Regions from separate parts of the Mus musculus genome. Here regions 1, 2, 4, 5 and 6 are each linked to region 3. Evidence: chromatin loops called from intact Hi-C (ENCODE). Cell type or tissue: heart. All regions are shown on one strand.

Region 1 (5,000 bases), 52 kb before region 3:
GAGCAACCAGTGCTCTTAACCACTGAGCCATCTCTCCACCTCCTACTGTTGGCTTTTGAATACTCTGTCATTTAAAGTTATACAAAGCATTGAAGTTTGACGTTTTCCTGTTGATTTTCCATGCATTTTGGTTTGGTTTGTGTACTGGCTAGTTTTGTGTCAACTTGACACAGCTGGAGTTACCACAGAGAAAGGAGCTTCAGTTGAGGAAATGCCTCCATGAGATCCAGCTGTAAGGCATCTTCTCAATTAGTGATCAAGGGGGAAAGGCCCCTTGTGGGTGGTGGGACCATCTCTGGGCTGGTAGTCTTGGGTTCTATAAGAGAGCAGGCTGAGCAAGCCAGGGGAGGCAAGCCAGTAAAGAACATCCCTCCATGGCCTCTGCATCAGCTCCTGCTCCCTGACCTGCTTGAGTTCCAGTCCTGACTTCCTTTGGTGATGAACAGCAGCATGGAAGTGTAAGCCGAATAAACCCTTTCCTCCCCAACTTGCTTCTTGGTCATGATGTTTGTGCAGGAATAGAAACCCTGACTAAGACAGTTTGTTTTTGAGACAGAGTTTCTCTGAAAGAGCCCTGACTGTCCTAGAACTCCCTTTGTAGACCAGGCTGGCCTCAAGCTCAAAGAGATCCACCTGCCTCTGCTTTCTTACTGCTGGAATTAAAGGCTAACATTTTCCTCTTCTTTAACCATTACATAAACATTGTAATCCCTTACACAAACTAGCTTTAAACTAACCTACCTGCTAGACTCTGTAAACAGGTGTCTTATTGATATCGTAAAGTTCTTCTGTACAGTGCGCATTGATTGGAAACCATACATTAATTCCAGCTTTACTACTTTCCTGTTCATTGGATACTTCTGAAAACCCATAAAATATGCAGGGTAACCAATGTTAGACCCTGCCTTAGATACTCATACTTCATGTTTCAAGTTAGAAATCATTTATGGCCAGGTGTGGTGGCGCATGCCTTTAATCCCAGTAAAGGCAGGCCGATTTCTGAGTTCGAGGCCAGCCTGGTCTACAAAGTGAGTTCCAGAGCAGCCAGGGCTATACAGAGAAACCCTGTCTCGAAAAACCAAAAAAAAAAAGAAAAGAAAAGAAAAAAAAAGAGAGAGAGATCATTTATGTTCAAATTCTGAGCTGATACCATGCTTTCCAAAAGTCCAAAAGTCTCTTTGTCCATGCATGCCTTAAACACAAACATCACCATGCCTGCACATGACAATGAGGCTTCTACAGACAGACCTCAAAATGAAAGCGGCCCCGGGGGCGGGTATGGGGGGAGTTGTGACACAGTATTGTGCTGGGAGAGAGAAATATACAGCCTCCAAAAGAGGAAGGTAACTAAGCCGCAACAGCAGAAAACCATCCACCTCATCAGTTTTCAGCACAGAACGGTCTCATAAAAACGTGGTTTGGGATTGGTTTGGATTCCTTGAGTTTCGCTGAGGTTCAGTTTTCATTGACCTCGCTTCCCTCCTCCGGGCTTCTCACTTTTGCAGCAGTTCCAGCGAACTTAATCACAGTGAGGCAAACCTTGGAAAACTCTCAGCACACCTGGGCTGGCTTTAGCTGTGAGGCAACCTGGCTTCCAGGCTTCATGGCCTGAGCGTTCGGCCCCACCTAGATCAGAATGCCTAGGACACAGGGCTGTGTGTCACTGTTGGCACCAGTCACAACCTCTAAGCAACAAGTCTCCCCAGGGCCATACAACCGGTGTTGACCTTTCTGTGTCAACTGAGATGACACATGGACCAACCTGGGAAACTGAGTGTAAAGAAAAGCGAAGCTACTATAGGAAAAGCACAACCACCTTGCCCACAACTAAAAGAAGGGACCTGACCTCAAGGAACCAGTCGCTGAGTGTTGGGGAGAAAGAGAGCGTGCTGGAAAAGTGATCATAAAACTGATGAGATGGCTATTTGTGCTGAGCTGCTGGTTTCGCAGAGAAACTTTTCCACAGCTGTGGCCATTTGTCGGAATCAACTGCAGCCCTGTTTTGTTTAGGGTTTTGACAAATCACAGAATTCTCTGTGCTGTGTTCTCCTGTGGGAAGAAAAGAGGACGGAATCTATAGATACGGCATTCGGTAGTTTTATGTTTTCTTAGGTTTCTCCTGGGCTGCGAAGAGGAAGCCTTGGCCCTGTGACAGCCTGGCTTGGCCTTGAAGACCGTCAGAGCCTTGGCTGGGCTGCTGGGACTGTGCGGAAACCTGGACCTGGTCCTCACCGCGGTGCCCAGGCTGCTCTCCCAGTTTCCACAGCTGCTTATCCCAGCTGTTGCTGAACTTGTCTCAACTACCGCCCTCATACTCACCCAGAGGACCTTTTACTGGAGAAGGCAAGGCCCCGAGTGAGGAAGAGAAATATATAGTTCCCTCTCCTCCAGGTCTGCTAGAAGGATACAAAACAGAATCAGTTGAGAAAGAACAGCAGGGGATGTATTTGCGTTCTTTTAACGTGAGGGAGATTTGGTATGATTTCAGACAAAAATAAGAATAACCTCAGTGCTTGACTCTTGGCCTACTGACATGCAACCAAGATAACAAACAGTACCTATTGACTCATTCATCAGACAGCCTCTCCACAGTCCTCCCAAGCAGCTTCCCAAACACCAGGGTTACAGTGATGATCCACCATGCCTGGCTCTGCCTTTCTCTCTCTCTCTCTCTCTCTCTCTCTCTCTCTCTCTCTCTCTCTCTCTCTCTCTTAGATGATAGAATTTGTGAAGAGAAGAAAGCTAATTTAAAAAAAAATTTTGGCATGATAGTGCAGTTCTTAAAAATTCTAATTGAGGTCTAGCAGGAGAAAGTTTCTACTTCTAGCTTTTTAAAGTTTTTTTTTTTGTTGTTGTTGTTGTTAACATGTATTAATGTATTAATCTCATGTATTCTAAACTGGCCTTGAACTCACTGTGTAGCTAACAATGGCCTTGAACTCATGATCTTTCTACCTCTTTCTCCAGAAGACTAAGATTACAGGTGTGTCTCTTGTGTCCAACTTCAGTCTCTTATTTGTATTTATTGAGTTCAATAAATTTCTTACTTTATTTCTTAATAATTATTATGATGGCACAAGCAGTGACTCATGGGAAGATATACCCAGTTTCAGTCCACCGTGGCCTGGGTTTGTGGTCTTTCTTGGAAATAAGGGTCTCTGCAGTTGTAACTGAGCAGGGGGAATTGGGAAGACATTGTCCCTGATTCCCCAGACAGGCCCTACATATGGGCACAAAGCACCATGTGAAAACGGAGGCAAAGGAACACTGGGAAAGTAGAGTTTAAGAAAGGGGCTGGGCACTATTCTAGAATGTTCAGAGAATGAGGCCCAACCAACACCTTAATTTCAAACTTCTGACTCCACTGACTATGAATTAGCAAATTTCTGTTGCTATTGCTGTTGCTCTAAGGCACACATTTGTGTCAATTTGTCCCAGCAGCCTCTGGAAATTAATGCAGTTAACTAAGGTCTTCATCAGCTTCTGTTGCCACAATCATGGCTTCTTGAGTATTTCATCTGAAAATAAGCACAAAACTGAAAAGAGAATCTGTCCTATAGAACTTTGCAAACTATAAGGATTTCACATGCACGCTAAGAGGTGCAGGAAAACACGACAGTGTTGTTATGTGTACAGGAAGAACATGACCACTGTTTCCTGGGGTGGTTGCAAAACTGTTCAAAGGGAAGGGCCTGCAGGTGGGAAGATGTTTACTGGACAAGTGGGTTCTGTGGGGGATGGGGAGCATTCTTGGAGAAGCTGGTAACATAAAAAGATATATGGAGGTAAAAAATCTTGTAGCTGCCTTGGGGACTGGACATGTTTGAAGTGTGTCTGTGAAGATCCCAAAGTAGGTATGGTGAGGAAAAATGCTAAGGCCAGATTCCAGAGGGTGGCTGGGGTTTTGAGCAAGGTACTAACATGATCCCATCTGTGCTTTAGGAAGATCACTGTAGAAGAGGCAGCAGACTGCCCTGGAGTCTTAATACTACGACAGAAAGCCTCATGAGGCAAGCTCTGAGGAGGATGGCATGTGCGCACTGGAGATGATGACAGGCTAAACTAAGACACAGTTCTGAGGCAGAGGAAATAGAAAAGAGTCCAAGAGTTGGAGAAGTGAGAAGCAAAGAGGGTAAATTCCATTACAGTAGTGAGAGATGAGAATATCAAGAAAAGCACCCACCAGGTGTGTGCTGCATTACCCATAACCTCCACAGTTCAGAGGCTGAGAAGAAGGATCATCAGGGGCTCAAGGCTAGCCTTGGCTATGCAGCTAATAGTGACTTTGAGGTCAGCCTTGACTGTATGAAGAAAAGGAGAAGGTGTGGGGGAGGAGGAGGGTGAGCGTATGGTGGCAAGCAGTTAGAAGTCAAGCAGGGTGAAGACTGAGGAGGGATGGTGGTCAGAAGATGTGGGGGGAGATGGTCTCCACTAGCAGTGTGAACTGAAAAGAAGTCAACTAGCAAGCACGAGATGCAGGGATTGCTCAAGACCCGTAGCTGTCACAATGTGTTCACACTTTCCCTTAGCATCCAGGCAATTTGAAACAGCCTTGGGTCCTACTGAATCAGACATGCTGGTACAGAGCTCTTCTGCATTCTCTCTCTGTCTCTTGCTATCTTTCTCTGTCTCTGTCTCTCTCCCTCTCACACATACACAATCACACACAGTATTTTATTAACTTGGTTCCCACTTGTTGTTGTTGTTGTTGTTTTCATATGGATGTCTTATGTAATCTAAGGAGACCTCAACCTCTCTGTGTAACCAAGGGTGACTTTCTGACCCTCCCCCCCCCATACATCTCTAGTGCTGAAACTGCACATAAGCATCATCATACCTATTTTATGCAGTGCTGAGTCGGCAGTCTGGGTCTTTATGTATTCTAGGAAAGCTCTATACCAACTGATTACAGCCCCAGCCCCAATCTGTGTTTAAATGACTTCTGATGATTCTGACACTATCTGAGGTCTGGGACCCACTTTCCATACTATGCAGAACCT
Region 2 (5,000 bases), 720 kb before region 3:
ATGAAGGTTATGGAATGTACATCATAGGTGGAAATTCTCACTTTTAAATTAAACCCAGTATTTAGTTACTTCTTGATTCCTTCTTGAATTTGGTTTGTGTGTACCTCTTAAAATGGTAGCCATTTTGATTCTGATTTGGATGAGCAAAAAAGATAAGAGTTGATCTAAAAGGTGATGACAAGTCTGTCATAAATGTCAGAGAATTTAATTTTTGTGAGGATGCCAGCAGAATTAGCACATATGGGTGGAACCTGGAATAAGAACAGACTGTTTCTTTGATTAGGACATCTCTCTCACTCTCTAGATTCCAGGAAAGGTAATAGTAACAAGATAAAGCTTGGTGAAATGCTGAATATCACATTTACAAGGTCTAACACCTGAATAATCATTTAAAGTCATCTTTTCAAATAGATCCATGTCAACTGAACAATTCACCACCTCCAAGATAGAGAAAGAAACTTTAGTTCCTTTAGAGTGATAATCACTTTGCTAATCTATACTCTTTCATTGTAGACCATTCTCTATACCAAAAATAGTACAAGAAGGAAAGGCATATTCCTTACTTTAATGTGGACAAAAAACTTCAGCATTTTAATGAGAAAGCTCCACACCTTAAAACATGCTGTGAAACCACAAGGATGTTTATTCAAAAGGCGAAGGCACACATTTGAAGGGGAGAGAAACTGGACACATTCATTCTCTCAGCATTACAGATTTACGTGTTTATCCATTTCAAATGAGGACAAGGCAATACATTTTGATGTTGTCGGGTCTAAGGATCTTCCTAACACAGTTGTCCACTTGAATGTATCCCTCTGTAGAGTCTGTTTGAAATGTTGGGCTCACTTCATAGGAAAGACACAAACAGCCTTTCCCTTCTATAATTGTTTCTCTGTTCTATTAAGGAACCATTTATTTGTGTCTATGTGTCTGTGTGTCTACATGAGTGTATCCACACAAATGTTTGTAGGTGCACTTAACTCTGAATGTGGAGGACAGACATAGATCCTGTAAAGTAAATTGGAGGGAGGGTGCTTTTCTATTTGCCCTTTATCTCCCCAATAAATAACATAGAGACCTTGTATTTATATTAAAAACTCCAGGCACTAAAATGGGCAGGTTCTGAGATATTTTAATCTGACTATGCCAGCCAGGTATACTTTCCAGCCACTTGCCCCACTACTTATTTGTCATTTTAGTCTTGCTCTGGTTGTTCCTGCTGGCAGTGTCCTCATGGTGAGGAACTGGAACTCTGCTCATGGCTAATCTCTCCCTCCCTCTGGTCCCCACCAGAGACCCGTCACATTGGGCCTGAAAGTCCTGTCTCTTCTTTCCTGCCCAGCTATTGGCTGAATCAGCTATGTATTAACCAATCAGAGGTGATGAAAAACAATCTTTACACAGCATTGAGACAGGAGATGCTCTAAAGATACAAATGATACCAATGTTTGGATTGCAACCAGATCTCTGGGCACAGTGTTCAGCATTTGAATACACAGTGCACAAAACCATTCTCTGGCAAGATCCTGAGGGGCTAGGGCTAGAATTGGAGTCACAGAGATTTGGAGGATGCCTGGTTTGTGATGTGGGTACTGGAGTCTAAACACAGGTCCTCCTGACTGTATAGTAAATGGTCTTAGTCACAGAGCACTCTCTGTCTCTCTCTGTCTCTCTGTCTCTGTCTCTCTCTCTCCCTTTTTATTATTAGTTCTATTTCTTTCTAGATCATTAAGACAATTTTAAATGAATACATTTTCTAAAATTTGAAGCCATTGTATATCCAGTGAAGTTTAAACAATGCTTTTGGACCTTCACAGTCAGCGTTTCTTTGTCATATCTAAGAACAGTTTTGGCTTGTTATTCCTAGAGGCACACAGGGAGTGCCTGTATTTTAATTGTTCCATTTTAAAGGATGTGGTGGCTTGCATACAGAAACATCTGATAATTTATATATTTTCATACAGGAACTCTTGCTTCAAAACACATGTAAACTCACAAACACCACAAATACTTTTTCTTTCTCTCGAATTTCAGGCAACAAGGGAGCCAGAATATTTGGAATTTGTATAACCCCAAACTGTGTTTTCCTAACTAATCTTGGCAAGCTTAAAACCCCTGGAAAGTAACAATTCACTTCCCAGGCGATTGTCCTGGACAGCTCTGCAGGAGCAAAACTGAACAGGATATCCAGCTATTGAAAGGGGCCGTGGCCCAGGTGGCCCGTCTCGCAGCTGTGGAGGGGCCTTCAGAGTGGGGCTGCTCCTGCAGGAAGAGTTTGCTTTTCCTCTGTCTGTTTTCACCTGGGAAGAGTATGTGGTCATGATCCACATGCACAGCTTGCAGGCACAGGACCCTTCCTCCACAGCTAGCATAAATCACCAGAGAATAAATCATGTAGGAGAAGCCTGGCACACCCACACAAGCAGTTATTTGGCTATGAAAAACAGCTTCAACTTTAATGTCACACTGGGAGGTATATAATGCTACAGACAGGAGACCACTTAGAGCCAATTGCTAAATTCATGAACAGAAAGGAAGCAAGGATGTAAGGATTGAGATGGATTCTTTGACCTCCATGTTAGGGGTTCTCACTACCAAGGGCTAGGTTTGCTTTGTGATGTTGGACTTCTATTTCTATGTATTTAAATTTTTGGAGAGAAATGATACATTTTATTCAACATAAAAGATCCTCAAGGAATTCTTACAAATAAGTCTGTCCAGACATAGTTTTCAAGTAGAGCAGGAGCCACCATGGGGAAGGTGATAAAAAAACATGTTTCTGTATTTTGTACTCGATTTTGATTTTTGATTTCTCTGTGAAGTACTTGTAGAGGAGGAGAAACTATATTTGTGTTCAGAGGAAAAATGGTTTGTAGTCTTCAAACTGAGATTTTTATTCTAGCTCACACAATTAAATTTGTGTTCATGTAATTGTGTTTATGTCCTTGGTACATGTAAACTTTGTTTTATATTCTTTTTGTTTGTTTGTTTTTGTTTGTTTGTTTTTTGAGACAGGGTTTCTCTGTGTAGCCCTGGCTATCCTGGAACTCACTTTGTAGACCAAGCTGGCCTTGAACTCAGAAATCTGCCTGCCTCTGCCTCCCAAGTGCTGGGATTAAAGGTGTGTGCCACCATGCCCAGCTTGTTTTATATTCTTAATACTAATGGACTAATATATTGATGAAATGTTATATAGATGATAGAACAATGGTGGATGGTAACTAGGCATAGAGATAGATAAATGATGAAAGACTAAAAGATGAGCTATCAGAATCTAACACTGTATTATTTGTTTTGTTTTTTTTTTTTTACATTTTTTATTTGATATTTAACTTATTTACATTTCACCTGTTATCTGCTTTCCTGGTTTCCCCTCTGCAAACTTCCTATCTCATTCCCTATTCTCCTGCTTCTATGAGGGTGCTTTCCCCATGCACCCACGCACTCCCACCTCACCATCCTGGCATTTCCCTAAACTGGGGCATTGAGCCTTCAAGAGCTGCTGCTCCTATTAATGCCAGAAAAGGCCATCCTCTGCTACATATACAGCTGGAGCCATGGGTCCCTCCAAATGTACTCTTTGATTGATGGTTTAGTCTCTGGGAGCTCTGGGGTTGGGGGAGGTGTCTGGTTGGTTGACATTGTTGTTCTTCTTATGGGATTGCGAACCCCTTCAGCTCCTCCAGTCCTTGCCCTAACTCCTGTGTTGGAGTCACCATGCTCAGTTAAATGGTAAGCTGCAAGCATCCACATCCATATTGGTCAGACTCTGGCAGAACCTCTCAGGAGACAGCTATATCAGGCTTCTGTCAGCAAGCACTTCTTGGCATGAGTAATAGTATCTGGGTTTGGTGTCTGTACATGGGATGGATCCCCAGGTGAGGAAGTCTCTGTATGGCCTTTCCTTCAATCTCTGCTCCACATTTTGTCCCCATATTTCCTTTATACTGGAGAAATTCTGGGTTAAAATTTTGGAGATGAGTGGGTGGTCCCATCCCTCACCTGGGGGCCTTACCTAAATTCTGGATATGGTCTCTATAGATTTTCCCTTTCCTTTGTTCTATATTTCAGCTAATGTCATCCCAGTTGGGTTCTGGGAGCCTCTTGCTTTCCTGGCATCTGGGACTTTCTGGTGGCTACCCCCAGTCCTCCATCCTCCATTGCTACACATCTGTTTAATTTCCTGACCCTCTGTATATCACCCTTGTCTCACTATCTGGGTATGCATCATTTTTAAAGTATAAGTATAACACTTTTATTCTTTTATTCCATAAAATTATTAATTGACAATTGATTTACTGTGAAGATTTTAGAAATTATCAAACCAAATAATTTATAATTTAAGAAGCTGAAATCATGATTGTGTGAGGATGGAATTAATAAAGTTGTATCAAAGATACATTTTTTCATAAACATGAATACTGCTTAAAGCTATTGTCTTCTAAATTTGTTTCAATTTGGAAACATATGTCAAATTATTTTTAAATTGTACTGCCACAATCATAAGTTGCGTAAATGAATAAGCTCTTCATTGGTGAATAATGTTATTTGTGAAGAATTCTGAACCCATTTACACTTTGAAAAACATGACCATGATCCACCATCAAATAAGAGAAGTTAACCCAGTGTACTATAGTCAGTGGGATGCATTTCATTTTGATGTTAATTTCTCTCTCTCTTTTTTTATTAAAAGTGACTAGTAAACATAAAAGAACCCTATTCTTCTACTCTGGATATTTTTCATAAATTAATAAAGAAATACATCTGTGAGATTTTAAGGGTTTCTTAGTCTTCAGTAATCAAGTAAGCTATAGAATATAAATTTTTATTGTATTATATATAGGAACTAATTATCTAAATAGCATATACTTAGAAATTCAGAAAAGTGTTCCTTTTCCCAGTGTGGTATATCCACCATGAATCTTACATACCATACCAACTGTTGGTATATTCTTTCTCTCTCTCTCTCTCTCTCTCTCTCTCTCTCTCTCTCTGTGTGT
Region 3 (5,000 bases):
AAGTTTCAACACTGCACCTTCCCAGGCACTATTCTGCATCTGCTAAAACAAAACAAAACCTCAGATCTCTCTGGTCTCCTTAACTCTCAGCTCATGACGTCAAGAGAAAAGAGAAACCACCAGAAGGGAGTTTTTCCTCATTTTTCCACTAGCAAATTTCCCCCTTTTCCTTATTACTTCAATTGACCCAGCCTCTTTAAAAAGTCCATTAATTTCCTAGCCAGGTCTGTATTCCCAGCACGTAGGAAGTGAGGCAGAAAGATCAATAGTTAAAGGGATCCTTAGCCAAGAGTTCAAGAGTACTTGAAGTCCATTGAACAAGTCTCAACAAGGTATACATATATCATATTATATATGTATGCATATCTTCTCCCCCTCTTACCTTTCCAAGAATATCCTAACCCATTCTCCACTTTGCAGTCTGCATATTTGTGGTATACACAGATGTATGCCTGCATGTGCAAGTCAGAGGTTGACATTGGCTTCCTTGACTGGTCCCCATCTTACTTTTTTGAAACAGGGTTGCATGCTGAAACTGGAGATTATTGATTGGCTAGACAGACTAGCCAATGTGATTGGGAGATCCACCTTTCTCTCCCTTACTACTCCCGGCACACAGGTTAGAGATGTGTGCAGGGAATTTACATGAGCACTGGAGATCTGAACATGGTTTTTTCTTTCTGGGTTGGCACTGTACCAATTGAGCCATCTCAGCCCTGTCCACAGTTTTTCCCTCTCTTGTCTTTATAACATTTTCCTTTCGCCTGAAATCATTTCTAGCCCATCAAACATGCTCTAATATCTTTACTCAAGGCAGTAACAAAATTTGCTTTGTCTCTCTAAATTCTTTGCTCAGTCAAGCTTGCTTTATTTATTTATTTATTTATTTATTTATTTATTTATTTATTAAAAGTGTGTTCCCATTTACGCTCAACACTTCAAGCCCTAAACATGTGTCCTTTCTCAGCATGCTACAAAAACTGCTCTAGAAGTTTGGATATGGCAGTTTCTGCCTGTGAATCCAGCACTTGGAGCACAGAGGTAAGAAAATTGTTGAGAACACAAGGACAGTTTGGACTACATAGTGGGTTCGAGGACAGCCTGGATTAGAGTCAGGCTTCATTTGGAAAAAGAAAAATAAAAGCAATAATGTCTATAATGTCTTCAGTCTTTATTTTACTTGATTAGCCTCTAGCATTTGGCAAAATGAGCCGTTCCTCCTCAGTACCACATCTACCATGATTTCCCCGACTATACTCCTGATTTTACTTTTTACCCTACTACTTTAGAGTTTCTTTTCAGCCTTCTTCAGTCTCTCTTCTTCTGCTCATCCTTTTATAGCACAAGTTACACAGAGTGATTTTTTGGACCCTACCTGCCATCTGTTGCATATTCTTATGACCTGGATTTTAAAAACATTTGCACTTAGAATTCTTACTATTCCATACTTTTATAAACAAGTGCGTATGTAGTGGTGTATGCACTGGTGTGTGGAGGGCCCATGCCCATGTGCATAAATGTGAAGGTCAGAGGAGGTATCGGATATAGATGTTGGGCCTGGTTCTTCCTCCCAGCCCCATGATCCCAGAAATAAGACTCAGACTCAAAACATATTTACAAATACCTTGGCCATAATGCTATGTTCTTTTCTGATTAGATCATAACTAAACATAACTCATTTATTCTAATCTACATTCTGTCACATGGCTGGTTACCTGTGCTCAAGTACCATGTGTCCGTCTCTTCAAAATTTCCCAGGCAAATCTCCCACACCTGGCTCTATCCCAGAATTCTTTCTGCTTCCCAGATGTCCCACCACCTATTTCCTGCCTAAGCCATTGGCCATTGGCTTTTTAATTGACAGGTGGTGTATCCATACAATACACAAGATATTCTCTCTGCAATCAGGTGCCTATTACTCTCTCACTAAACCTAGAGCTAGACTGTCGGCCAATAAGGCTCAAAGATCTTCCCCCAGCACTGGGCTTGCTCACACACCTGGGCTGGCTTTTTACACAGGTGCTGTGGATTTGAACTCAGGTCCTCATGCTTGCATGGCAAGTGCTCTTCTGCCCTAAACTGACATTTTAAACCATCCTGACCTCTGATTTCTTCTGTGGTGCATCTTAGATGCATTGGTGGTAATCTGTATAGGAAGACCGTATACAGATTACTACATCATATTACATTAAATTTTTGTGTAGTGTATGCCAGGGGTGAGGGTCGGTCGGGGAACCTTTTCAAGAGTTGGTTCTATCTACACACCATCTGGGTCTTGGGATGATGGATTTAGGTTTTCAGACTTGAATGCAAGCACCTTTAGCTATGGTGCCACCAGGTCAGAATAAATGGGAGCACAGAGCTGGCAGTAATAGCACACCCCTGTTAGTCGCTAGCAGTTGAGAAATAGACCCTGTGAATCATGAGTTTTAGACTAGTCTGGGCTCCAAAGGGTTGGAGGTCAGCCTGTATTGCACAGTAAGACTCTGTACACTCATACACACCACATCCCTCCATAAACAGTGCAAATGGAGAATAAAAGTCTGTGTTCCCTTTTGAGTTGGCTATAGGCGCCTGCTTCCAATTTTTAATGTCCTTATGGGTTCTTTAATCTCACTTATATAAATGCATTTGGCGGGTGTTTCCCCGCCTCCCCCCCCCCCCAAACCCTTAACTCTACGGGGAGACCACCAAACTGTAGGGGAACTGCAGCAGGTAAAGACCAGCAGCTCCAATAGCTTGCTGGCATTCCTTAAGGTTCATAGCAAGAGTCAATCTCTTCCCTTTTCCCAGCCCCGCCCCGCTCTCCCATCCACCCGCCTCTTCCATTCTCGCCAGGCTTAGTGGGTGCCTGAGTCGGGGTGGGAGGGGAGGAAAGGGAGAGGGAGATTTCAGAGCTCCGCCCAAACCCGCCTCCCAACCCATTCTCCCGGGGACCGCCAGCTTTCCAACCACACTGGCAATGAGCTTTCTTATCCAAAGGAAATCACGTCTTCAGCTGCAAAGTAGGGACCGCGGGGGGGGGGGGGGGGGGACAGCCCGCGTGTTTACTCTCGTTGGCTCTCTCCCGCGCTGCTGCAGGGACGGATTGGCTCTCCCGCTCCCCTGACGCTCACGGGCTCCGCCCCGGAGCGGCCATCTGCTCCTCGTGGGTCCTGGGGTCTCCTCCTGACCCACTCCCTCCGCCCCTCCTCTCGCGCCCCTCCCCGCCCCCACTCCGCCGGGCTCCGCCCCTTCCCCCTCCCGGCGCCTGGGGCTCCGAATCTTCCCCGCGGTTGCCCCGGAGACGAGCCGATACCAGGCAAATAGGCATTGGAGAAAGAAAAGGGGGGAAAGCTGCACGACAGCCTGTTAACAAAGGAGCCACAAAAGCAGCCCCCGAATGTCTGGGAGAAAAAATCCGAAAGCGAACTAGCAATCATCCCAATTTAAAACCGGAGGGAGACGCAGAGGAAGGGGCAAGGTTCCCGTGGGGTGGGTGCACAGATTGCCTTTTGAGCCTTTGGGAATCTCCTGGATGGTGGTGTTGGACCAGCCCAGTTGACTTTTCAAGTTGGAACTGCTAATGAGGGATTCGTGTCCATCCTGGCGGCCGGGTTCTCGGGCCAGTCCAGCAGGCTTCCTTACGGGTGCTAACACGTTGGTTGGCAAGACGCGTTTCGACGAAATATTCCTTCCAGGCGCTCCGTGGAATATGACTTTGGGATTTAATAATGTATCTAAAGGTACTGGACAGGAGATGAAACTTCACGCAACGATGTTCTGCTCAGGGACTGTCAAACAGCACTTGAACAAAGGGTTATTGGCTTGAACCAACTGTCCTTTTCACTCAAAGTGTGACCTATTTCCCTACAATGAACAGAAAGTAACTGTTTGACAATTCCGAGCCAACACTAAGAGAAACGAGCCATTCCCTCGACTGCTTCTCGCCTCCATCGTTCACGTTGCAGTCATTAAATGCAAACGCCGAAAGATGTTTTGGATGTTTTCATGAGCGAGACTAGAGGAATATTTATTAAGTTGCATCCTCTATCCCCTCTCCCTTCCAGATACATTAAATCAACGCCTGGTCTTTCACACACTAAAAGCGTCTGGTACTTCGGTGGCAAGGGCTGTAGCGAACGAGAGAGATATCCTACACACCGCTGTAGAGCTTTGCCTTTAGCCTGGGTTAGACGTGGAGTCTCCAGGGATTTTCTTTCTGTCTCTCAACCTTGCAGGCGATTTCTTCTGAGACTAGGACTCGGTCTTTTAGGATTTCCTCGCTGTTGCCTCTCTTCCAGGAGCACACTTGATGCTGTGCACAGACAAGTTCAAAATGAGAGTCCCTCCGATGTTGGCAGCAGGCTAGGAAAACAACCCGTGTCGACGAGAGTAGCTGCCTCCCAACTGTAAATATGGATTCGTACACTCAAGGCTCGGTCTAGTTTTACCACAGAGGAAAATTAATGATGTCGTTTCTTACAGTGATAACATGCTAGCAAGTTTCGATCTTCTGAAAATGGTCCTCACAATGTTTTGTGGAAAAGTGATCGGTAATTGGAATAGTTGGAGAGACGCGATTTGAGGTGCTCCAAGGACCAATTTCAAAATATTTTATTTCACGCCTCTAGGAGAGAAAGGAACGAGCATGGCTTAGGCTGTTTGCTGTTTTTGCGTTTCCCACATCTGGCCTACAGACCTAATTCCAACTGGAGATCTTGCTAGATGAAATTCGATCTTCGTGGTTTAAATACCTTTCAGTGTGGGACGATTTAACAATTGCAGCAGTTTTTTTAAAAAAAGAAACACCCCCCCCCAAAAAAAAAAATCCTTGCGCACTATCTGTGAAACCCTTATGGAGTGCGGAGGGAAAAAATGCTGCTAGCACACAAATCCTACCCATTGTCTTTAACACTCGTATACACACTTATACACGTAAACACACGGGAAAGATGGGGGAGGGGAGAGAATGGCTAGAGACAGACGCGGATATAGACCGGCAAGAGTCAATGCGAGTC
Region 4 (5,000 bases), 110 kb before region 3:
TCAAAAAAAAAAGTAAATATGAAAGATATATTTTTAGAATTAAATACACACTATATTTGGAAAATTTAGCATAGTAGATAATACTCAATTGATAATTCTATATTAGCTACATGGTGAATGTATGCTATTTTACTTATGTTGAACAAAATAAAGTATATCATTAAAAGTAATTTTACCTGTTTCTTATTCCTTCTTAGTGCAGATGTGGTTTAAATTGTTTTTTGGATTGAATGTCTATTGGACTACACTAGTCTAGTTGCTAATTTTATCATCTAAATAGGATATTTTCTCATTCTATTATTGCTTATTTATTACTTATATCTCTTCCCCTCTAGGAAATAAAATGATATACATATCATGTCATAGGCTGTTGACTCAACAATGTATAAAGTAACTGTAAAATATTACAATATTAAATGAAATTACATGTATTATGAAGGATCCTTTGTGGGAAGGCCACTTTAGCTCTTGCTTTTGAGAAATTATATCTGGCATGTAAATAAATGTCGGGATACTTAAATGAATGATACTAAATGATATGTGTCAAGAGGTTGATCATTGTTAATCTTTGGGAAAACTACCACCACCACCACCACCACCACCACCACCACCACCACACATATGTAAGAAAACTTTGGAACAACTTAATAGATATATTCAGATTTAGTTTATGGCTTTTCCCATTGTTCTCTTCCTCTTCTGTTTTGTTGTTGTTGTTGTTGTTGTTGTTGTTTTTTTTTTTTTTTTTTTTTTGAGACAAGATGTCACTCTACACCCCAGACTGGAGTCAAACTGGTGGCCGTTGCCTGCTTCAGCCACCTGAATACACTGTAAAGACACAGGCCTCTGGCTTCACATTGCTTTGTTTTGCTTTTCAAAGGAAAATAACTTCATTTACACTGCAAAGAGGGTACTGAGAACTCCAGGAGGAAAAGGAACCACCTGCCACTGTCCTCACAAGCTGGATATCTCATTGTTAAGTCACTTGTCTCAAAAATGGCCAGACTGTGCCCACTGCTCACTCCCATGCTGCCAGTTTAGTTCAAGTCACCCACTTAGAAATAAATATACTTCAAATGATGTTTTTCTTCTGTTTAGGACCATTCAATGACCTCACTGCACACACTAAATGCCAAAGCTTTAATGGCTTATTTCCCCATGCCCCGAGTAATTGGCCCTCAATCCCACTAAAGTTTTCCCTTGCTCAATGCTATCTTTAAGGCAATGGTTCTCAACATGTGACATGCAACCCCGTTGGGAGTGGAACAGCCTTTCACAGGGGCACATGTCAGATTCTCGCATTTGTTCAAATTGCTCTGCTGATGGATAATGAAGCATTCTTTAGAAAGGACCTTCCCTAGACAGTCATCATTTGGGAGGCAGAGGCAGGTAGATCTCTATAAGTCCCAAGGCTAGGCTGGCCTGCTCTACATAGCAAGTTCTGGGACAACCAAGGGCTATGTGGAGAGACCTTGTCTCAAAAAGCAAAAACAAACAAGAAAATTTCCCTTCCCTGAATGCACTTTTGCTTAAGAGAAAGTAAACCAACCCAGACAAAGGGATTCCTGATCACCTTTATCTTCTTATCTCTCATGTAGTGCTAACTTCATCCCCTTGCCACTGGGACATGAAATGACCTTCAGTAAAGACATGCCACTAACTTAACCCCCAAAACTCTTCATAGACAGGATTTCTTATTTTGTTCTCTCTTTGAATAAACACTCAAAACCTCCACTGAGGCTCTTAAGCTTCGCTGGAATCAACTTACTGGGTAAGAATGAATCTAATTGTTATGCTGGCTTCCATGTCAGCAAAATAACAGATGTACAGTATAATAGAGGAGAAAAGAACGTGACTGTTGGATTGTTCAAGCAGGTGCTACATGAAAAAAACATCACATGGAACTTTCTCAAGTGCATTTGGAAACAGCTGGAAAGTAGCCAGGAGGAGAGCCCTGACTCAAACCCCAGGACATCCAGTTGTGAGCTGGGATTAGACAGGGACAGCTGAGTCAAGGAGCACACTGGCACCTTCAGCTTTGTATTCCTCCCTTGCCCTGCGACAGAGGCACCAAGGAGCACAGTCCCTGAGGAGACACGCTCTTGCAGAGTCCAGCTGCCTGCGTCGCTTTCAGAGAGCACCAGATAACACTTGCAGAATGGTCAGAGGGGGAAGGCAAGTTACCATGGTTCTCTAGCTATTATTGCATCCAGCCCATAGTGGGATGGAAATAAGTGCACATGTTCAAAAAGGCCCTTTGGGAAAGATCAGGGGCCTACACTGGGACACAATGGTAGGCTTTGTTGCAGAGAAAGGCTTTGGTCTGGCAAGTAACAGCAGTCCCGCTGGACACTGGGTTCACTAGGCAAACTGTATGCAGGGATTGCATCCTTAGAAACAGCAGGCATTTATTGTAATTAAAAGGCTGGAGATATGGTTCAGTCAGAAAATTGTTTGCTTTGCAAACATGCAGACCTGAGTTCCATCCATAGAAATTACATCATCATCATCATCATCACCATCATCATCATCATCATAGCTGTCCTAGAGACAGCAGGTAGAACCTGCTGGTTTCAATTGTATACCTCTGTGTGCTGCTGCTCATGCCCACAGAGGTATAAGGTGATCCCAGAAACACAAGTCACTCCAGTTGGGGTTGCCCATGGCAAAGCTCAATAAAAACACAAGAAAGAGGAGGACAGAAAAATGTGGGAGAATGAGAAAGAAATGAAAAGTGAATAGCCACCAGCTTTAATTTGCTAAAGAAATTCTGTCCTTTCCTGCTCTGCTCTGCACCCAGCAAGCTCACATCTAGAATATGGCTCCCTTCAGACTTACATCCTGCCTTGATATATAAATTATTTGGAGGAAAAATTCTTAGAGTCAAGGTTAACAAAAAACAGCTGTGAAATAAACCCTGAGCCGTGTCCTAGATCTCTCCTAGTATGCAGAGTCTCCTCTCTGTTTTGAAGAGTCAGCACATCCAGAAGGGGTGGACAGAGGCAGAACTTGGCAAAGTCTCTGGAATGTGAGAAGAGTTCAGGGCTACATCAGACGGGCAAGGGAGAGGAAGCAACTGAAGACATCCTGTCTAAAATGCTGCTTCTCTCTTGAATGTTTCCATCTAGCTAATAGGTACAGTAGTTCTCTCTGTCTCTCTCAACCCTTCTCTGCTTCTCTCTCTCTCTCTCTCTCTCTCTCTCTCGTTCACCCTCATGAGTGTGTGTGTGTGTGTGTGTGTGTGTGTGTGTGTGTGTGTGTGTGTATGTGTGTCAACCCCAGGTTGATCTGGGACAACATAATCAAAGAGGACACTGGACTCCTGCCTCCACCTCCCACATGCTGGAATTACCAATTATCAATTTTCAGCACCATCTCCTCTTTCCCTCTCCCTCTCCCATCCCTGTCTTCCTCTCTCACCTCTACCTCTGCTTCTCTGGACTGTGGCCCTGCTACCAGAAGCTAACTCAGAACAGTACTCATGCCAGGACATGTCGGCTATGTAGTATTTTCTGTCAGAAAGTTAGAGAAGTAAGAGCTAGAAGTTTGTGGGGCAACGAGGAAGCCTAGAGACACCCACAGAGAAGGCAGTGGAGCGCTTAAGCCACAGAGTTCATGAGCTGGCGAGAGTGAGAAAGAGAGAAACTGGGGCTGCCAAATGGAAACAGTCACCCTGGGGCTGGGGTTGTGGCTCAGAGGTAGAGTGCATGCTTAGCATGAATTTGGGGTTTCAACCCAAAAGCACACCTCTCTCTCTCTCTCTCTCTCTCTCTCTCTCTCTCTCTCTCTCTCTCTCTCTCTCACACACACACACACACACACACACACCTACCTGCGAGATGCTCCAATGTGTTAACTACCCACAGAGACATTAAACCATTAACTGTTTTCAAAGTGTGCCTACTGCACTATTATATAAAGATCATTCTCCCTCTTAGTCTGTGGGTGCTATTCCACATGCCTGCCTAGTGGCCTATGGTCACGCTTTCCCACCATCCCCACTTTTAAAATAGGAAAGCACAGAATCAAAGTAGTTGAGTGCCTCTGCAAAGTGCACACATCGAAGGACTTCTGAAGGGGCTAGGTCTTAAACCCATAGATTAACATAGCTGCCAATCACATTCCAGGTCTTCGGGTGGCAGGTAAAGAATTCTTCTTCATCCTTAACCTCTCCTGTAACTTTAATTTTTTTCAAACTTCATTTTTAATGATGGTTCTTAAACATTCTAACCTTCCTTTTAGCCCACCACCCGCCAGGGATAGTGGAATAGAAAGGGGAAGTAGACCAGTTTAGAAAGGTTCTTTGGGGCAATTCCTATCTGTGTTGTCTGGAAATCAGTAGTTTAGTTCACAGGTCAGCAGGCAGCCGTAGCTCCATCCACTCGCAAACACCTCATGGATGCACAAGCTATCCAGTTGTGTAGAATAGGGTTAGCAACAGCAGTGACATGACCTAGTAAAGACAGCCAGGCCTCAGCCTCAGCTCAAGTCAGAAGGAGGGACCTGGAGGGACACCAGGAGAACTTCTCAGCTGTGTCTCTCTCAGGGAAATGAAGATGCAAGCCCACAAGCATTGCACAGCTAGCTGTACTAGCAAGCCAAGCTCTGTCTCTGTCACTCCTTGGAATCCTATTTATACCCTCCAAACATCACATGTCCTCGACATGTCTTGCCTCACTCAGCATGTGTATCCAATCAGCCCGAGTATAAGGAAGCAGCAAGAAACTGCAGCACACAGCCAGAATTTTTTTGTTGCAGTTTTTCTCTATGGAGTCCTGACAAATGCAGCTCAACTATGAAATGCAAGGTAGACCAATATATGTGCATTGTTAGCAGAGAATCCTTCATCACGTGTCCTTTCACGTGCTTGCTTTAGCAGAACATCCTCTCTCCTCTGTCTGCTTCAGTGAAACGTTCCCACACTAGTCTGCCTGAGCCTTTCACCTGTGTCCATTTTAATGAAATGTTCCTTCAGGTATTTGCCCCAGCAAAACACCATT
Region 5 (5,000 bases), 91 kb before region 3:
ATGGAGTGCAGTGAAATTCTAATTGTCTTCCCCCCCACTTCCTCCCTCTCCCCACCCCTCCATTCAAATGAAATCAGGAAAATTCACATTCTCCAAGTCACACTGAAGTTACTAGTTTCTCAGCCCTGACAGGCACCCCACAATAGGGGGTTTCTCTGCTTAGAGCGGTCATGGGAGTACAAGCCTTTCCTGTTGCTTGGAACCTCCAGGGCTTGGCTTTGTGGAATAGGATCAGCAGAAGAGAAGCAAACTATTTACAGCCAGAAGGCCCTGGATCTAGGAGCCTGGAAGCCTGTTTTCTGCTTTGACCTGACCAGTGAGTCACTGTCCCAAAGCCAAATGATTTCCGGTGCTTCGGTTTCACCTTCTATAAAGTAGAGATAATCATACCCGTTCCTCCCCACGTCCTAGTGCAGCGTAAAAAGATATCATTAAATGTGTGGGCCCTAGGGAGAGGAGGCTGAAATCAAAGCATGCTTACTGCTTTTCCTATTGCCAAATAACCTCCTTAATAATCATAGCTTTCTCTCCTAATAACCCATGCTACTACTGGCCTGGTAACCTAAATGTCAGAAGATCCATATCACACTGAAGGCCTGCTTGGTGTTAATTCACATAGCAAGGGATTGTTCTCAGAGTCAGCAACTCAGTTTTGTGGGTAGCCATTTACAGGAGTAGCTTCGACCAGGAGGAAGCAGGACCCTGAAGAGTACAGGGTCCAGTGGGCACAGTAGAGCACACTGCTGACCGGGTTAGGTAACAGTGGCATCACCTCTCCTGGCTTGTCTGCCAGGCTCTCCGGGCTCTCTCTGTCTTGAAAAGAACAAGGTGACGTTGTCCAACCACATGTACTCCTTGAACCATTCAACATCAACAAGTGTTATTTCAAACCTTGCCTGGGGGAGTGGGGGATGGGGTGGTGTGGGGTCATGTGGTCCACAACATTAAATTCTAATTTCGATAAATGTACCTGCTGTTCTTTTGTATTAAGTGATGACATGAAGCTATGAAACCTGAGGCTCTATTTTTGGCTTTATGTATTTTTTTTTTTTGTGGGAAAAACTACCCCTTAAAACTTTTCATGATGATGTGTGTATGTGTGTGAGTATGTGTGTGTGTGTGTATGAGAGAGATAGAGAATGTGTATGTGTAAGTGTGTGCACATGTATAGACTAATAGAACAATTTTCAGGAATTAATTCTCTCCTTTCATGTGGCTCCTGGGCCTTGAGTTTACATCATCAGGTTTGGCAGGAAGAACCTTTACCCAGTGAGCTATCACAAAGGCATCTTAGCCATTTTAAAATTAGTTTTAATTGGAAAATACGCACAACACAAAATTTGGTGTGAACTATTCCATTGCTATTCTTCCATCCTTAAATTCCATTTCAACTATTTTCATCTTCTCTACTTAAACAACTGTGTCTTGAGACAGTCTCCCTATTTAGCCAGGTTGGTCTCAAGCTCAAGATGCCCAGCCCTAGGCCTTTTATGTGAGGATCCGGATCCATTGAACAACTCCTCCAGCCCCTAGCAAGCACCACTCCACTCTGCCTTCATGCATTTGACTGCTTTAGGATCCACATGTAAGGAGATCTTTCTCTGACCAGCTGATCTCATTTAGTATCATGACTATAACTTTCCATCACCATCCCAGCAGATATCAGGACTCCCTGCATTAAGACTACTATCTCTTTGGAAGTGTGAATCACAGACTTTAAAGGCATGATCTCTAAAGCCTTTAATTCCAGAACATTCCCATGTTGAGCCTGAGAAGAAGTCTGCTGTGAGTTCAAGGATGGCATAGTTTTAATTTCCATTTTCCAGTTCATTGGGAGCATGTACTCAAGTCAGAGGTGGGACTGGTAATCACTCTGCCTCTGCCTTTCCAGGGCTAGAATTAAAGGCACGTCTCACCGTGCCCTACCATGTCCACCTCCTTTTTAGCCTTTGAAGAACCACCACACCACTGTTGATAGGCAATCCCTTGACAGTGAACAAAATCTTGCTTTTTCCACATCCTCTCCAACACTTGGAATCTTCTGGCTCTGTTTATGGTTTTGATAGTAGCCATCTTAATGTGCTGTAATTCCATTTTGACTGACGTGCAGGGAATGTGAGATAAGATTTAAACAATGTAGCCGACTTTCTTGTACTTTTGTGAGACTTTTCATGAACAAGTTGTTAAACATTTAAACAAAATAACTAAAAGACATCGTAAAGAATTGGATTTTTTTTTAGTTACCCTTGCTCTGCTGTCTGGAGAGGAAGTTTAAAAAAACAAAAGGACTTGCAAAGGACGGTAGGGGTTTTCCCTGTTGGTTCCAAGTCAGCAGAATAAAATGAGCCCAAGAGGCTGTAATGTGTTGCGCTGTATTCTCCTGCGTGTGTTTAGTGCAAATGTTCTAGATGTCTCTAAGGTGCTTTTGTGTGTTTCACAGTTTGCATATCTTCACTACGCAACTGCCTGGCCAGAGCAGATAAGCCCCAGAAGGAAGAGTGGAAGGGGTGGTGGTGGGATGGGGGCAGGGTGTCTTCCCAGGAACTGGGTAACAGAATAGGGAATCGAAGCGCTGCTAACCCTGGACAAAGGCAGAAAGAACAAGAATGAAGAGGAAGTCAGGCTGCGCTCCCCCCTCCCCTCCTCCCCCTCGCCCCTCCCCCGCCCAGGCCCGCCACCAGCTGATTTCAGCGTCAGCTGTTTGGTTTGAAGCCTACTTCCCCTTCTAAACTGCTGATGCCCTTGCTCTACAGCAGGGAAGAGCCAACCCTGCCATGCTAATCTCTGACTGCCCACAACCCCCCTCCTCAGTTCTCCCTCCCCCATCCTCCCCCAGTCATACCTAGGCATTTAAAAACTACAGATTACTGAATATGTACTAATTATGAATGTCAAACAAGATGAAATAACTTCAGTCTTAAATACATTTTTATTACGAAAGTGTATTCAGAGCAAAGTTGCTCTCTTCCACATGCTGTAACAGGGATTCAGCAATTTAAAACTGTTTGCTTAGCACAGGGCCTTCATTGACTGTAGAAAATTCTTAAAATTTTAAATAATTTTGAAACTATAATAAACTAATATGTACAATAAGCTCAAAGTCACTCCATTTTTTTTAATTATTTTTATTTTTGACATGCTCTGACAGGTCTAAACTATGCCATCCAAGCTAGGTATGCTGGTCCATACTTGTAACCACAGTGCTTGGGGTGTAAACAAAGTGAGTTTCTGTCTCAAATACGCAAACAAACAAAAACAGCAAAACAAAGAAAATCATCTTTGGTGTGTGGTCGCCCTTATTAGTTTCCTTCTAAGTTGTGAAGACTTTGATAGCTGCCAAGCCTTCACTTTGCCCCAGGCGTGGAGCACTCTGTAGAGCTGAGCGGGAGCCTGGGTTGGGTCAGACTGGTTCGATCTGGGTACATGGGGGAAATGACTGGCTAGAATGCGGCCTAGACTAACTCACTGCAGAACAAAGTCTAGACCACCCAAGACACACTGACCTCTTCTGTCACCCATTCTTCTTCAGCAAGTGGTCCTCAGAAGGAACCCCCAAAGGGAGGGAGCCTGGTATTTTTTATAACTACTTAGAAAGATATTTAGGAAACTTTGCTAATCTAGTTTTGTGACTAAGTCTAAGAAATGTCCACAATCTGGTAAGAAGGGCTGGTACGATGATGATTCAGTGGTAAAGATAAAGGGGCTTGTTTTGCAAGGCTGACTACCTTGGGTTCAATCCCGTGTAAAGATGAATGGGGAAAAAAAAAAAAAAAAAAAAACTCCACAAAGCTGTAGTCTGACACACACACACACACACACACACTAAATAAATAAACAATTTAATTTTAAAAAATTAAAAAGACATGTCCACAATCATAGTGTGTCTTTTTGCCACTTCCACAAACATGCAATTAATAAAATAATGTATGCCTACCAAGTGCAGATGGAGCCAGCTTCTCCAATTGTTTTTGAGAATTGTGCCAAGTGGTCTCTTCTGATTCTTGTCTATACACAATCCAGACCAGACGTGAATTCTCAGTCTTACTGCTCAGCATCCTGAGGGCCAGGATTTTAGGTGAGTGAAATCACTATCTGGCTTTAGTAGCCTTTGAGCTGTTTTAGACAGTTACCTTGTGCTTCCTAACAGGAAAAGGTGGGAGAGGTAATAAGCCTAAGGCTAAAGAGTAAGTAGGACCAGAAGGTTACAGAGTACAGGAAGTCTTCACACACACTCACACATATGACACACACAGCTCTATACCCAGAGTAAAGCCACTTGTTTTCTGAGCTAATCTCAGGGGGGTGGTAATAAAGAGAGTATTTTGTAAAGGAGATTGCCTGTCTTAAGAAAGGAGGGAGAAAGATGAGCAAATGAAAATTTTCCATTTGTAATTTTATTATTTTACTTTGAATGGCCTCTTCACGTATATCTGACAATTTACTAAGCCTAATGGCACATATTATCAATCCTAATATTTGAATATTTGAAGGTCTCTAGAGGCAAAGCAGCAAAGCAGGCTACCCTCTGTGAGTTCAAGGCCAGCCTGAGCTATATGTTGAGGCCCTATGTCAAATTTATGTATGTGTGTGTGTGTGTGTGTGTGTGTGTGTGTGTGTGTGTATGTGTGTGTATGTGTGTGTATGGCTCTGTATGTGTGTTTATGGCTATGTGTGTGTATGTTTGTATGTGTGTATGTATGTATATATATGGCTTTGTGTGTGTGTGTCTGTGTGTGTGTGTGTGTGTGTTTATGGCTATGTATGTGTGTATGAGTATGTCTGCATTGAACACTGGCATATGTGTGTCCAAAGTACACATGTGGAGATTAGAGAACAATTTTGAGGGTTTATTCTCTCCTTCCATCCTGGATTCCAGTGACAAACTTAGTTCCTCTGACAAGTGCATTGTCTAGCCAGCACTTGTACACACTGAGCCACATTTGTGGCCTCATTTCTTAATTGTTTTTGTTGTTTGATTGTTTGTTTGTTTGTTTGTTTGT
Region 6 (5,000 bases), 200 kb before region 3:
ACCTGTCAAATTGCTTTCTAATTAATTGTGTTTATGCCCATAAAATAGTGCTGCTATTAATTCTGGCCAAAGAAGCTTTTTTCTTATAGTGGTCAACAGTGACTATAAAGACTCTTAATTGGTTAAAGTGCTGAGCATAAGATGAATATTGAATGTTCATCGAGAAATGGAACATTTACAATACCCCCTTTTAGTCTCAGCGAACATGGTGGAAGATGAGAGAAGAGACCCAAGACCAAGAGAAAGGGGGATAGGGATGACACAACTGTAACACTCCTGAAGTCACAACAGCATAATTACTCAGACATGATTTCCACAAGATGGGGCCAGTTAACATGTGGGGTGGGGATCATGGGATTCTACTCCTCCCTCTGGATTAATAGAAAGATATTATTTAACATGGGGAAGGAGACACATTTTCTTCAGTAGTCACTCATTGGTAAGGTGCACAGGGTCCTGTAAACAGCCCCTCCTGTAAACAGCCCTAATGAAACTTATCGGGTCACACACACACACACACACACACACACACACACACATGCATTCATACACACATACACACACACTTACATGCACACACACAGGCACATATGTACATACACATATATAACCATACACACATATGTGCACACACATACACAAAGCAGCACATACCGGCACATGCATACACACATGTGCACACACATATACACACATACATACACATTCTGCAAGCACTCTGCAGCTGAGCTGCAGCTCGGATCCTGTTTCCTCCTTTATGCTTTTGCAATATTTAATGTTACTCAATGTCATTTCAAAGCACTTAGCACAAAGCTGTATCTTTTCACGTGCTACAGATTGTGCTGTGACAGACCCTCAAGAGGTAAATTCCCTGGTGATACAACATGGAAAACCTGAAACAAACACATATACACATACACACAAAGGTATATACACACAGAGACACAAATATACAAACATACATATATATATATGACACATACACATAGCATACACACAAGCACATCATATAAAAACATACACCTATACATCCATATATATCCTACACAGGCATGTAGATACAAAAATATAAACACACATCTATGTACCATACACACTCATATATACCCATATATACATACCCACAGACATACACAAACATTTATATATATATGTTTATGTATGAACACACACACACACACACACACACATATATATATATATGTATATATATGTCACACGTATACAAATATATGTGCATGTCCATTTACAAACTACACAAACATACAGGCATGTGTCTACACAAACATATACATATCACACACCCATACACACACATATAAATATGTACTGCATACATATAGACATATGCACATATAGCACATAAACATATATACATATATACATACATGTACACCACAAAGAATACACAATTATATACACACATCACATATAAACATAAACATGCCCATATATGCAATGTATTATATAATCACATACACACATATATATATATCCATACAGACATAACCATACCACATATGTGCAAGCACATAAAAAAATACATACACACAAATACTTATACAAACACAGAGATGCAGGCATACATACCATAATTCAATAAACCCATTTAATTAAATTGACTATTTTATTGTGACACATGGCATTTAAATTACAGAAAATTTAAATATAAATAACAGAAAACACTGCAAAAATGAATGAATGTGACTGTGTGTGTGTGTGTGTGCGTTGCAGTTAAAACTCAAAAACAGAATTTGAAGAGTCCACCTATGTGGTAACTCCATCCTGGGGGAGGGCGCCTGCTGAGGTGCTGGGCCATCAATTTGCTTTAGGAATCCCCTGTGATGTTTAGAGGAAGTGAGGACAAGAGCTATACAGCCCCAGAGTTCCCCAAGAATCTCAGAACCCTCTAAATTTCCATTGGTGAGGGAGGAGGGTGAAAGGGAAAGAACAAAATAGGGAAAAGTCAGATGAAGTCATCTGAAGGGGATGATAAAAGGATCAAGGGCTAGAAGCAGAGCCTGGGGATAGTCCCTGGCTACCACCACCGTTTGCCCTATCAGAGGCCTGGAGCCATAGCTGGAAGGGCCAGTTATCTGGAAGAGAGCTGTAAACTCCAGAAGGGAAGGCAATACTTCTCCATGGGACTTCCCTGACAGGGGTTTCAGATCTTTCTCTGAAGCAACCCCAGGGCTTGTGACAGGGTTTCAGGGAAATGAGACAACTCACATGCAAATGTCACAGGAAATTCAGCACTGAGCCTTGCTGAGCAGGAGAAAGCACTCCACAGCCTAAAGGAGAACAGAAACCAGTGAAAGGAAGCCCCAGAGAACCAGAGAACACCTTACCAGGTCCTCTGTAATAATTAGAGTTACTACTGACCACCTACTGTGTGCTTAAACTCTGAGCACCTTCCCACCTATTCTTACAACACGTGTTATGAAACAGACATGATTTCTCCCATTCTCCTCTGTCCAAAGAAAGAAATACTCTCATCACAAAGTTTTATGGTTATGTGTTTCCTTGTGACAAGTCACAGATAAGCTTAGGTCTATTTATCATCCATAAGGTTATAGAATATCACAGCCTAAAATTAGCTGGTCCCTGGCCCAAATCAATCTGTTATCAATTAGTTGTGTAGAAACAGACAACTCATGTAGGTGCTTCAGGTCTCAGCTCTCTCAACATAGAATGGGGCTGCAATGGGGGTCTCTTCAGCCTTTGGCCTCCACAGGAAGTCATTTCACGCCAAACTAAGTAAGAAAATTACAAAATCACCATTAAATATTTTTAAAAACAAACTATGTATTGGGTTTATCATGATCTTGTTCCCTACTGATAACATACACTTCAGGGTAGTTAGCTTAACAAATTAAAATATTTTTAAAGTTGTGTTTTGGAGATGACCATGAAAATGGAGACAAAGTACTCAAAGTTAGCTCTCTGTCAGCAGAAATGAGGCACAGGAAAAAAAAATCAAGTCAACATTCTTCCTCCTACCCCCACCCCCAACCCCGGGAGTAAACCATCACTCACCGTGGGAAAATGATTACTTACAGGAAGTAAGGCTGGTGAGTCATCACACTGTTGTTCTGGGACTCTGAAGTGAAGCAGCAGAAATTAGCAAAAGGACTGAAAGGTTGGGGTGTGGTCTGTGACTTGCCACCAACTCCTTTCTGGGCATTGCAGGCTGAGGAAAAGCAAATAAGCTTTGGGGATATTGAGTCACAAGGCACTAAATCACAATCCTGTGCTGGGCTGAGGATCCCAGGGCAAAACCACACAGCTCAGCTTCCGGAGTCACTCCTTGAGCCTGAGTTCTCAGAACTCCAAAGTGTCATTGATCAGCAAACACCAAGTAATGCCACCTCTGGGCTTGTCCTGACAGGCAACCTGCTAAGTCCTGCCTGTGTAAGAGGCAGCCTCCTTATAGAGAAGATCAGCAAGCCTCAAAGGAGGACTTCAGTCACTTAGCACTACCCTCTCCTTCAATAATGGAATAATATACAGACACCACAATCACACTTCCTATTGTGGTCTTAACAAATAATACTGCACTTCTATTTTCTCCTCTGCAACTAATTAACCTGCTGCGAATGCTTTTTCCACTGGATTTTTCTAGTTGCCCTTTGATGCCCTTAGAAAATGTCTGAACAAGAAGCTGTTCTGTAATCAGAGGAATAGAAATACACAAAAAATTTTAGGATGAATCACCTACTACATATGCAAACTCTTAGGAGCCTGGGGTCCAAGATGGGAACACTGAACTCTTAATGTCTTGGTTTTCTCTATGCCATCTGTGTCTTGAAGCAATGAAAGGAAAAGTTCGGTCCGAAGATGTTTAAAATTCTCACAGGTCAGGACAGGCTATTGGAACAGTTTTTGTTATAGAGCCTGGACTGAACAGGACTCTACGGCTAAGGACACCAGTTCCAGGGTCATTTGCTGTATTTAAGTCTGCCTTACCAAGTTAAAATAATACAATCACAGACCCTAATATGTCCATTTTTTATTGGTGAACTGTGTAATTGTGCTATAGACAAATTATGGGCAATACAAAGCATTCAGAGAATTATTAAGATGATATTTAAGACATATTTGTTTAATTAATTAGTCCTCCCCTGTACCTCACTGAGCCATGGGGTTTCTGTACCTCACCCTGGGCACTAAGGGTCTTATGGCATGACAGAATTAATGTGTTAAGTTAGTTTGTAGACAGTTCCATGTCCAGAGAAATCTTGTTAAACCCATAAATCGTCAAGCCTGCTTGAAAAAAAAACACAATGTAGGTGAGCTTAGACCATGCTCTGGCTGCTCAAAAAGGCATTTCCTCAGATGCTCTGGGATCTTTGCTCCTTAGATTAATTCATTGAAATTTTATACATGTATATATCTTTTAATCATACCCACCTCCATTTTGTCCTGCCAACTCCCTCAAGGCCCTATCCCAACACATTTTCCTCTCCAACAGGTCCCCATCCGAACTTCATGTCTTTCCTTCCTTCCTTCCTTCCTTCCTTCCTTCCTTCCTTCCTTCCTTCCTTCCTTCCTTCATTCCTCCCTTCCTCCCTCTCTCCCCACCTCTCAAATGGGCCTAATTAGTGTTCCTTATATGCACATAAATATAAATATCAGGGCATGGGCCTACACCCTCCACCTCTTCTCCACCCCACCCCCAAATTCTTGGGCCCTCTCTCATCTTGGTACATATACAATTTTCAGTTAGGGGTAGTGCCTCATGAGTCACTCCTACATTCATGCAAGAATGTTGACTGGCTTAATCTTGCATAGATCTGCAGGTATCCACAGCTATTCTGAATTCATGGGTGCAGTGGTCATGTCATATGAAAAAGACAGAATTTCACAGCACTCTGCCTCACGCCCTAGGTGTTATTCTCTTGGAACAAGTCCTGAGTGCGGGGATGGAGTGTTGACACAGATATCTCACTTAGGGCTGGGCATTCAGTCACTTATCCACAGTACTTAGACCAGTTATGTCT

Evidence for each region. Hi-C counts contacts between places; a loop is a spot of excess contacts. Peaks named below come from ENCODE experiments on the same cell type or tissue, not always from the same donor. Only the 100,000 strongest peaks of a DNase experiment are listed, where the experiment ranks them.
Region 1: it touches region 3 in a loop (3-fold over the local background); 7 of 42 quality-filtered maps call a loop at or near these places.
Region 2: it touches region 3 in a loop (6-fold over the local background); 4 of 42 quality-filtered maps call a loop at or near these places.
Region 4: a loop joins it to region 3, with 2.2 times the contacts of the local background. A loop is called at or near these places in 3 of 42 quality-filtered maps.
Region 5: it touches region 3 in a loop (3-fold over the local background); 12 of 42 quality-filtered maps call a loop at or near these places.
Region 6: it touches region 3 in a loop (8-fold over the local background); 14 of 42 quality-filtered maps call a loop at or near these places.

What each region holds. Positions count from the first base shown.
Region 1 is chr10:37,191,562-37,196,561 of GRCm38, reverse strand. No RefSeq gene overlaps it. Among named protein-coding and RNA genes, the nearest start is that of 5930403N24Rik, 55 kb to the right of the region's middle. In heart, no CTCF peak of the experiment used is centred here; DNase peaks (open chromatin) are centred at 1,341, 1,681 and 2,221; H3K27ac peaks cover 376 bases.
Region 2 is chr10:37,858,458-37,863,457 of GRCm38, reverse strand. No RefSeq gene overlaps it. Among named protein-coding and RNA genes, the nearest start is that of Gm46220, 200 kb to the left of the region's middle. In heart, no CTCF peak of the experiment used is centred here; a DNase peak (open chromatin) is centred at 2,217.
Region 3 is chr10:37,139,237-37,144,236 of GRCm38, reverse strand. It overlaps 5930403N24Rik (RIKEN cDNA 5930403N24 gene), which reads right to left and starts at 4,705. Exons shown (of 3, transcript NR_166104.1): 1 at 3,492-4,705. In heart, no CTCF peak of the experiment used is centred here; DNase peaks (open chromatin) are centred at 2,996 and 4,246; H3K4me3 peaks cover 2,920 bases; H3K27ac peaks cover 2,691 bases.
Region 4 is chr10:37,248,289-37,253,288 of GRCm38, reverse strand. No RefSeq gene overlaps it. Among named protein-coding and RNA genes, the nearest start is that of Gm26535, 69 kb to the left of the region's middle. In heart, no CTCF peak of the experiment used is centred here; a DNase peak (open chromatin) is centred at 3,018.
Region 5 is chr10:37,229,758-37,234,757 of GRCm38, reverse strand. No RefSeq gene overlaps it. Among named protein-coding and RNA genes, the nearest start is that of Gm26535, 87 kb to the left of the region's middle. In heart, no CTCF peak of the experiment used is centred here; a DNase peak (open chromatin) is centred at 2,677; H3K4me3 peaks cover 670 bases; H3K27ac peaks cover 3,087 bases.
Region 6 is chr10:37,335,574-37,340,573 of GRCm38, reverse strand. Gm26535 (a long non-coding RNA gene) reads right to left here. Exons shown (of 5, transcript XR_871577.1): 4 at 3,058-3,190; 5 at 1,626-2,753. Among named protein-coding and RNA genes, the nearest start is that of Gm26535, 19 kb to the right of the region's middle. In heart, no CTCF peak of the experiment used is centred here; DNase peaks (open chromatin) are centred at 2,203 and 3,053; H3K27ac peaks cover 1,085 bases.